Regions from separate parts of the Mus musculus genome. Here region 2 is linked to region 1. A link is a loop called in an ENCODE intact Hi-C map of the cell type or tissue named here. Cell type or tissue: left cerebral cortex. All regions are shown on one strand.

Evidence for each region. Peaks named below come from ENCODE experiments on the same cell type or tissue, not always from the same donor. Only the 100,000 strongest peaks of a DNase experiment are listed, where the experiment ranks them.
Region 2: a loop joins it to region 1, with 2.6 times the contacts of the local background. A loop is called at or near these places in 2 of 42 quality-filtered maps.

Annotation. Positions count from the first base shown.
Region 1 is chr16:6,015,771-6,020,770 of GRCm38, reverse strand. It overlaps a transcript of Rbfox1 not described here. Among named protein-coding and RNA genes, the nearest start is that of 1700123O21Rik, 43 kb to the right of the region's middle. In left cerebral cortex, a CTCF peak has its summit at 1,917 (motif pointing right); DNase peaks (open chromatin) are centred at 1,919 and 2,982.
Region 2 is chr16:5,304,291-5,309,290 of GRCm38, reverse strand. It overlaps Gm52265 (a long non-coding RNA gene), which reads left to right and starts at 2,627. Exons shown (of 3, transcript XR_003951975.1): 1 at 2,627-2,838. Gm41414 (predicted gene, 41414) reads right to left here and starts at 2,453. Exons shown (of 3, transcript NR_169081.1): 1 at 2,147-2,453. In left cerebral cortex, a CTCF peak has its summit at 2,510 (motif pointing left); a DNase peak (open chromatin) is centred at 2,503; H3K4me3 peaks cover 748 bases; H3K27ac peaks cover 172 bases.

The DNA of each region.
Region 1 (5,000 bases):
AGCGCCTTCTAGCAGACAGTTCCATGCTGTGAGGAACAGAGAGGAAGCTATCAACAGGCTTTCGACATCCAGAAATCCTCTCCTCATCACGATCAAAAGAGTCAACTCTGTCCCAGTTCAGGAAGTTGGGTGTCTAAAAGTTTGTCAGATTCAAATGAGGAGTGATGTCCAGTGCAGATTCACAGTAGAAAAGATGCCAAAGGGTTGGGAGAGTGAAGACAGGATCTAGAACACAGCTGCAGTCACATCTTACTTAAAAGCAGTCAGATAGGGCTATGAAGATGGCCACTTGGGAGAAGTGTTTGTTGTACAAGTATGAGGACTGGAATGCAGATTCCCCCAGGCCCTCTAAGAGCCTGCTGAAGTAGTATTGTCTGCAATCCTGGGACCCTATGATCAGATGGGAAGTAGAAACAAGAAAATTCCCAAAAGCACACAGGCCAGTTATATGCAGCAGCTATGACACTGCCTCAAACATGACAGAAGGTAAGGACTGACACTGGAGCTTGTCCTCTGAATGGCACGCTTGTGGAGAGAGAGAGAGAGAGAGAGAGAGAGAGAGAGAGAGAGAGAGAGAGAGAGAGCCCACTCACACAGACACATGCACATGCATGCACTCAAACACGCAGAAAACACATACACCCACACACACATGCACAAGCACACATACACACCCACACCACAGCAATAGTCTGTGAGGAAACAGTGTGAACTGTGCATTCAAGAGCAGATCATCTCCAAAGGTGACAAAGGTTCAGCAAACACCCAGAACCAACACATTTAACATGAGGAACTAGAGCTGTGCCCCTTCCTGTTCACCAACCACTTTGATTAGTAAGAAGGTTAACTTTCATTGCTAAAATGACAGGATCTAGAGTCACCAGCAAGTAGGTCTCCAGCATGCCTAGAAGGAATTATCTAGATTAGGTGGACTGAGGTGAGAAGAGCCATCTTTTGTAGATAGCACCATTTCAGGAATTGGAGCTCCCGGGTGAATAAAAAAATGGAGAGACCTGAAACAATGGCCCCAATCCCACTCCACTTCCAGACTGTGGGTGGAGTGGGGCAGCTGCCCTCTGTCCTGGTGCTGAAGCTTTGGGTTGTGGTTTGAGTTGGCCACCTGTCATTTGGAAGTTGAAGTGGATGAAGGATTTAGAATCCACAAATTCTTCTGGAAGGAGAGGGCAGGAGGTGGGACAGCTCAGCAGGAGGTCGGTGTCAGATTTCAAGGTCAGCCCTTCACTGCTTCACCAGAGTTGTCACCTAAGAAGTTTTCTCCCTTGAAAACTGGAAGCCACTGAATAATAATGACAATAATGAGAAGAAGAGGCAGGAAGGGAGAGGAGGGAGGAAGACAGAAGTGGGAGGAGGAAGGTGGAAGAAGAGAGCTGCAGCCATCTGCAGAAGTTGCTCCCTCCCCTCAGCATCCTGTGTGTGCAGCAGACATAGACTTCCCAGGAGAAGCATCCACCACCCTCTCCCACCAAACGGCACAGTTGATAAAGGATAGGAAGTCTCACTACCTGCGTTTGGTCTTCACCTTTTCCCATTCATTACTCCATTTTACCACTGACCTCTCTCTCCCTTCCCTTGCACCTAAAATTCTCCTCTACCTTCCTCTGTTGAGTGACTTGCCAGCCTAGAGGGTTTTCTTAACTAACCCATAGTGACTGTGTAGGTCCTGGAGCAGCCAAGCAAAGATGGGGAGGAGAGGCCGTTTCATTGCACCCATAAAACATTGCATTCCCCAGGCACTATGTGCGACATTATGTTTACACACTCACCTGCATGCTCATCACACAAGGTTCAGAAGAAACAGCTGGAGCTACCGGGCCTGTGCTACAGTCTGCTGTTAAGGGAACTTGCCAAGCTTCAGTGAAGCAGCCAGATGATAACATGCTGACAGGAATGTCCACGAGGGGGCACACTTGCTTTCTCCATGGGTTTTGGATCACTGAGAAGAACTAGACTTCTGCCTGTAGCTCCTTCCCAAATCTGATTACCATTTAACACTGTAATATCTTCCCTAATGAGCTCTGTAAGCTGTGCCGCAGGCCTTACTAAGGCTGTGTGGTCCTGTCCTTGTAGCTGTGTTGGTATCTGTAAAGGTAGTTTGGGGATTCACATTTTCGAGCAAAAATACTTAGATGCAAAAACTAACCACAGGGAGCTATCATTGGCTGAGCACTCTCCACATTCATCATAGTATTCAGCCAAGCATGGTGGTTTAGGTCTATAATCCCAGTACTAAGGAAGCTGAGTCAGGAGGACCACTGCAAGTTCAAGGTCAGTCTGGGGCACACAGCAAGTGCCAGGCCAGCCAAGGATGCAAAATAAGGAGAAAGGGAGGGGAGGGGAGGGATGAGGGGAGGGGAGAGGGGAGGGGAGGGAGGGGAGAGGGGAGGGGAGGGGAGGGGAGGGGAGAGGAGAGGAAACAAGTGAGAGACATAGGATGGAAAGAGGAAGGAAGGAAGGAATTGCCTTAGGCTACTATTATCCTCAATGAACAATTTAGAAAATGAAGGCTGGACATTTCATTAGCACATCTAAGATCACCCAGCTAACTTGTGGAAGACAAGAGCATTGTTGGAAGTCAACAAACCAGAATGGAAGTTCTTCATTGACAGCGAAAGCATATGCAAAATGATTTCCTGAATATGCATATGAATAATAATGAGTCTTTTCATACTTAGACCTGTTTGGCTGAAGACATATTTTTTTCCTTCAAACTTTGCTTAAGATCCAGTAATAAATATGCAGCTTTATTGAGCTCAGTGATCTGGACATGGTATTTAGCATGACATGGAAGCAAACATTTCAAACATGTTAGCTGCCATCCTATAAGATGTGCAACTGAAAACATTTATAGGTAATTACAATGTTTTAATATGTAAACACACAAGAGGGACTTTGTGGGAATGCCACTCTTACCTGTGTAGAAATGGGATGCTACTGAGGATGGAGGGATAGCCTGCAGAGTACTCTCCCACTCCCTGGGCACAGTTCCCAGGACTCTTGCTTCAAGTATCTTAATTTACAGGACAAACAGTCTTGTGGTATATAAAAAGTAATCTAGGAATCAATTTTGAATATATTTCTCAGTCCTGGCTTTGAAAACATAGACGCAATGATACAATAGAATGTTCCCCTGATACTTTGTTCCTTCTTAGAATGGGGAACAAAATACCCATGAAGGAGTTACAGAGACAAATTTCAGAGTTGAGATGGAAGGAAGGACCATCCAGAGACTGCCCCACCTGGGGATCCATCCCATAAACAACCACCAAATCCAGACACTATTGCATATGCCAGCAAGATGTTGCTGACAGGACCCTAATATAGCTGTTTCTTGTGAGGCTTTGCCTGAGCCTGGCAATAGAGAAGTGGATGCTCACAGTCATCTATTGGTTAGAACACAGGGCCCCAATGGAGGAGTGAGAGAAAGTACCCAAGGAGCTGAAGAGGTCTGCAACCCTATAGGAGGAACAACAGTATGAACTAACCAGTACCCGCAGAGCTCACGTCTCTAGTTTCATATGTAACAGAAGATGGCCTAGTCAGCCATCAATGGGAGGGGAGGCCCTTAGTCTTGCGAAGATTATATGCCCCAGGTCAGGGGAATGCCAGGGCCAGGAAGCAGGAGTGGGTGGGTTGGGGAGCAGGGTGGGTATAGGAGACTTTCAGGATAGCATTTGAGATGTAAATGAAGAAAATATCTAATAAAGAAAATTTCAAAAGTTAAAAAAGAAAAGAAAAGGAAAACTGTTCCTCTGAAGACCTTAGTCTTTGGACAATGACAAGTGCATTTGAGTTCACCATGACAGAATTTGCAGCACATTAAGGAGGGGAGAGCTGAAATGAATGCTGCCTCTCGATGCCTCCTCATGAAACAAGCATTATTAGTACTCCCCTTGCACTGAATTAAGGACTAGGCAAGGGTAATCTTATAGGATACACAGCACACCTCCAAAGTGCAAAACATTTTAGGTTACAAATTTCACCTGAGCCTGGCATTTTTACCTATCAGTAAAATATTTGAAAATATTTCTCCTGAGCTCAGTAGATGTCTTAGTCAGTAAAGCACCTCCTGTGGGAACGTGGGGAGCTGAGGTGGCATGCCCAGCACCCACAGAAGGGCTTGACTGCTTAAGCATTAGCATTAACCAAAAGCCCCCACCACAGTGAGCGTGTCCACTGTTTATGACAAATCAGATCCTTTGTGTCTCATGGGATGCTTAAATGGGTGGGGTGGGTTTTCACTGGCTGAACAAAGCCGTTTACTTTAAGAACATTTTTGTGTACGTGCATGTGGTGGTTTGAATATACTTGGCCCAGGAAGTGCCACTATTAGGTGTGGCCTTGTTGGAGTAGATGTGGCCTAGGTGGAGGAAGGGTGTCATTGTGGGGTGGGGCTTTGAGACCCTTCTCCTAGCTGCCTGGGAGCCAAGCTTCTCTTCTGAGACCTCTTGAGCCAGGAGGCTTACACAGTTCAAATCACCTTCAGCACAGCCATCTTCCACGTTTCTACAAGAATGGCCCAGTGAGCCTACTTAAAGCTTTCCACTGCTCTCTAGAGTCCCAAGATCTACATTCCTCCAGACAAAAGCATGGCCATGCCTATCACAGCAAACACAGTACAGAAGGCACCAACTTTTGTCTTATTTAGGATTTCCATTGCTGTGAAGAAAACCATAACCAAGGTAACTTATAAAACCATTTAACACTTAATTGAGGCTGGCTCACAGGTTCAGAGGTTCAGTCCATTATCATTACGACAAGAAAGCAGATATGGAGCTGGAGGAGCTGAGAGTTCTTTACATCTTGATGAGAAGGCAGCCCAGAAAAGATGGCTCTGAGGCAGCTATGAGAAGGATCTTAAAGCCCACCCCCACCGTGACACACTTCCTCTGAAGCCACACCTCCTAAGAGTGCAGCCTCCTTTTAGGCAACAAAATTCTTAGACTTTAAAACAAACAAACGAACAAAACCAAACTTTTTTC
Region 2 (5,000 bases), 710 kb after region 1:
CACTAAAGAACAAGGAGGGTTGTGACACTCTCAACAAGCTAAAGAGTCACTAAGACAAAACCCCAGGAAGGGTGCTGCTCTCTGCTTGACCCATTCTCTCAGAGCCATGGGTGGAGACGGGGACTCAGCTGCCCCAGGAAGGGGCCATGTCTCTTCAGCACCCCCTCACTCTCTGCTTCCCATCCTCTATGCCTTCACACACACACACACACACACACACACACACACACACACACACACACACCTGCCCCAGCCTGCAAACAGTCCCTGGATGATCAGACGACGATGCAAACTTGGAAAAGGAGTTTGGCAGGCGTTATAGGCCACCCTAGGCCCTGGGTAATCTTTAAACTAAAGACAGGAGAGTTGCCCAGGGGGCCACAGAACCCCTAAAAAAGAAACTTATGACCAGGCCTGGAGGAAATAATTTCTGTCTAGTTCCTGCATTTCCCTTCAAACCTATACCATAGGGTTCCTGCCACCCACCACCACACTCCTTGCCAAAGGCTCAGTGGGATTTCTGTCTTAGCAAATTTCTCTCAATTACACAGAATTCTTTTAATAATTTTCTTTTCAGAAAGCACTCAGTGGGGACATGCTGATGCCCCACTAAGAGCTAGTTCCTTAGGGTTAATTCTGGCACTAAATCACATTATTGAGCACACAGTATACCAGAGCCACTCAAAGTGTTTCTTCCAAACAAGTCTTACTTAATCTTGGGAATAAGACCACCATGAAACTGGGTCTATTGACACATCCGTCTTGCCATCAAGATGCTACAGCTCAGAGAGGTTATTTGATTTGCCCAAGGACACACAGCTAAGGACAGGCAGAATATGCACTCAACCTTGACAGCTAGGCATTCAACTGCCCTGGGTCACTTCCACTGATGCTAGAATCCCATTCTTCAGCAGAGTCCTGTCTCTGAGCAGGAAATGAAGGGGGGAAAGGGAAGTTCCAAGCCACCAAAGTTTCATGACACTGCACTGCCACTCTGCCTGGAACCAGGCACTTCCTCCCAGTCCCTTCTAGGCCTTTCCACCATGTGGCTAAGGAAACTGTCCACGAGTATCATCTTCCACTGGGATCTCAGAGGCTGTTCACCTGGCCCCAATGGGTTTGTAGCCCTCTTCAGAATGCAGTAGCATCCATAGGGACATGAGTATTAATACAAGAGCCAGCCTATGCAGGACCACTGAGCTTCAAGGTGGCCAGCTGCCACCCAAATGACTCAGGAGGAAGGGACCACTCCCTCAAGACTCATCAGCAAGTCGTCAGATTGATAAGACAAGCCCAGCCCAGCAAGCATGGGGGAAGCAAAGGATTCAACCCCACTAATCATTCAAAACAGCCAAGGTGGCAGCCTCGGCAAGGACAGCAAGTGCCTCCCAGCACAAGGCCTGCCGAATCACACCTGGGAGAGAGTCCCGAGAACGAGCTGAATCTCCGGGGCCCAAATGGTCTCCATCCCAGTCATGCCCCAAGAAGCACCATACACAGACGCAACATTTACCCTTGGCTGCCAGGGACAGAGCCTGGTAGAAGTGCCAACGGATTCCAAGAACTTTGCCTGGCTGTCCCTGTCTGTGAGGCTAAGGAGCAGAATTTGGGGACTAGGGTGGAAGCCATGTGCCTCTGGTCTACACTTCCCAGACCATGTGGAAGGGACAGGAAGGTGAGGGCCTGGTGACTAGAGCACACTAACTGCGGTCCCAGGCTGAACTCCGCCGCAGGACATGATGAGCCCTGTTGTCCCAGAGACCCTCCCAAGGGGACAGTTTTACACAAACAGTGATGTCCCAAAAAGGGACCCTGACAGCCCTGGCCAAAATGGGGGTGCTAGCTTAGAGCTGCTTAAAGCAACCCACATCCTTCTCCTTTCGGGGGGGCCTCCCCTTAGGCAAGCCACAGAGTCCAACTGGGACTGCTCCCCACCAGCCACACCTTGTGAGCTTATTAGGAAATCAACAGCACATAAGCACAGTTCTTGTCACCAAGCATCCAAGATCCCCGGTCGGTCCCTCCAAGCAAGCACAATGCGCCTGCAGGAGTTGCTGCCCAGTTACCAACTTCACCCAGGCGATGGTCAAGCATCCCTAGACCACCACAGCCCTGACCCACGTCCCAGCTGCCCGGGCTTACTTACACTTCTGCCTTCGCCACCTGTGTGGGTGTCGAGCTCGTCCTGGGCTGGACGCGGTGTCGTGGCTCCGTCCTGGGGCTCGCTTCCCGCTCGCAGCCCCAGCCTCAACCTCTTCTGCTCCGGAGCGTCGTCCTCCCTCCTCTGCCGGCCCTCCCTGCCTCCTCTCAGCTTGTCTGCATCTTCAGGGCTGCCTGGGGGGCTGGCCATGGCTCTAGGTGGGGGCTCTCGATGCCTGATCTTGGGGATGAGGAAAGAAGCAGGCGCCTCCCGCTGCAAGCCGCCTCGCGGTGGCAGTGGGGTTTCTGCGCTCGGACTCCGGGTCCGCGCCGGGCAGCTCTGTACAACTCTGCTGGCTCGCCACCGCCCTCTGCTGGCCGTAATGGGCACTGCGGGTGACGGGTCAATCCTGGGCGCCCACTAGAGCAAGTACCTAATGGACAGCCATTGAGGCAAAGCCATGTCTCCAGCCAGGTCTCACCCCATGCCCTAGGAAGGAAAGTAGAGGAGAGACTCCCAAAGAGTTTGGGAGAGGATGGACAGCGCAGTCACCCTTATCTTTGGCTCTGTATTTGGAATGGTTTGGAGCAGCCTAGAAAACGACATGGAGAACTCTCAAGAAGAACGTGTTCTGAGCAAAGGCTGGGTCTATCCACCTACACTGGGGGATGCGAAGCAAAGAAGCTGGAGGTCAACAGGTACACTCCCTTTCCTGTTTTCTGTCTTTCCCTCATTTAGTTGTTCTTATTGTTTGTTTGGGGTGTTGTTGTTTTTCCTGAGACAGGGTCTCCCTATGTACACCAGGCTGGCCTCAGTCTCTGAGATGTGGCTCTGCCTCTTGACCACTACTGGCTCTTTATATTTTAGTCATAATTTGGCTTACTTATTCATGTGCGTGTGCGTGTGCGTGTGTGTGTGTGTGTGTGTGTGTGTGTGTGTCTGTGTGTGTCTGTGTCTGTGTCTGTGTGTGTGTGTCTGTGTGTGTCTATGTCCCTGTGTGCACGCATGCGCATGAATATGTGTGCAACACCCACGCAGCCTGATGTGTGAGAGATTTGGGAAACAGCTTCATACAGGGCTGTGGAGCAGATAGATAATTATACCAGGAGGTCCCAGAGAAAGATAATGTTTTGGGCTCAGAAGCTCCCATAGAAGACTCCAGCCAAGTCTTTCTCAGGACTGTTACATTGAAATGTAAAATGTACATATACTCACACACACACACACACACACACACACACACACACACAAAGACTTGGTCTTCAGAAAGCGGGCTGTTTGGGAGACTATTAACCTTGTAGAAATGGGATCTAGCTAGAGGAAGTAATTCTCTGGGATTCCAACCTGAACCCTCTGCCTCCTGACCTGCACACATGTGATCGAGCAGTGCTGAGCTGCCTGCTGCCACAGAGCTGCCTGCCGCCATGCCTTCTCTGTTGTAATGGGTGGGAGCTTCAAACTGTGAGCCAAAATAAGGCTCTCCTCCAGAAAGTTGCTTCAGGGAAATACTTAATCACAAGGAAAAAAAAAAACCCTCTAGGCCTTCAGACTCACCATCTCAAGAGTATAGGTTCTATCTTTTCTAGAATGTTCTCAGTAGTTCATAGTGTGAAAGAGATGAACATGAGTTCTCATGGGCAATGGGACAAAATACACAATGGTTTCAGTTATATGTGCAAAGCTCCACTCTCTGAGAGGGAACTGGGATTCTATACTTGATTGTGTGTGTGTGTGTGTGTGTGTGTGTGTGTGTGTGTGTGTGTATGCGTGTGTATGTACATGCATATGTGGGTACACATGATACATATGGTCAGTGTTGAGTATCTTCTTCAGTTCTTCCCCATCTTAATGTCTGAAACAAGGTCTCTCACTGAACCTGACAGTTACTGGTTTGCCTAGGCTGGCTGGCCAGCAAGCCCCAGGAATCCCTCTGTCTCTGCCTCCCCAATTCAGGCATTACAGACATATACCCCTGCATTCAACTTTTATGGAATGCTGGGGATTGAAGTCAGGTCCTCTTGCTTATAGAACAAGCACTTTACTGAATGAGCCAGCTCCCCAGTTCCCTGCATCCACACTTATAAGGGTGTCCATGACCCCCAAAAGACAAGAACCAACTTGTATACATATCCCAATATTTAATGTTTGGTTTATTGGAAATGATGGAGAAGAGGGAAGTGGAGGGATAGGCTCTCCTAGTCAGCGTGCTATGTATTTGAAGTATTTCATGTGACTCATCTATTTTCTTTCTTGCATTAAGAAAATTTTCCCACCACTCAGGTTTTCAGATAGGCTGAGGGGAAAGCTCTTGATGGTTTTGATGGTTTTCAGGATTGGTAAGAGCCCAGCTAACAGTTGGAAATACCAGTAGCTGGCAGTTGATGGAGTTTCCTAAGGGTTAGGTTCTGTCCCTGTGCAAAGAATTAAAAAGAGTTCACACTGCTCCCTGACACACTGCTCCCTGACACACTGCTCCCTGACACACTGCTCCCTGACACACTGCTTCCTGACACACTGCTCCCTGACACCATCCACCACTGACAGCTTTACATGCGCCATGCCATCCGATCTGAGGCTCTCTGAATTCAGCTCCATCTCCTGGGTGTCACTGTGTAGCCCTGGCTGTCCTGGAACTTGCAATCCAGATCGAACTCAAACTCAAACTATCCTCTATCCAAGCCACCGCAAACTCAAGGCTATCTTACCTCGGCTTCTTAAGTGCTAGACTTTCATGTGTGAGCCATCATTCTAGTTCTCTTCCATGTTTACAGACAACCAAAGAAAAGGCAGAGCTATGGCAGAGCCAGCAGCACACCTTCATATTGTGATGGTATGTATTTTGTTTCCTTACTAAACTGGA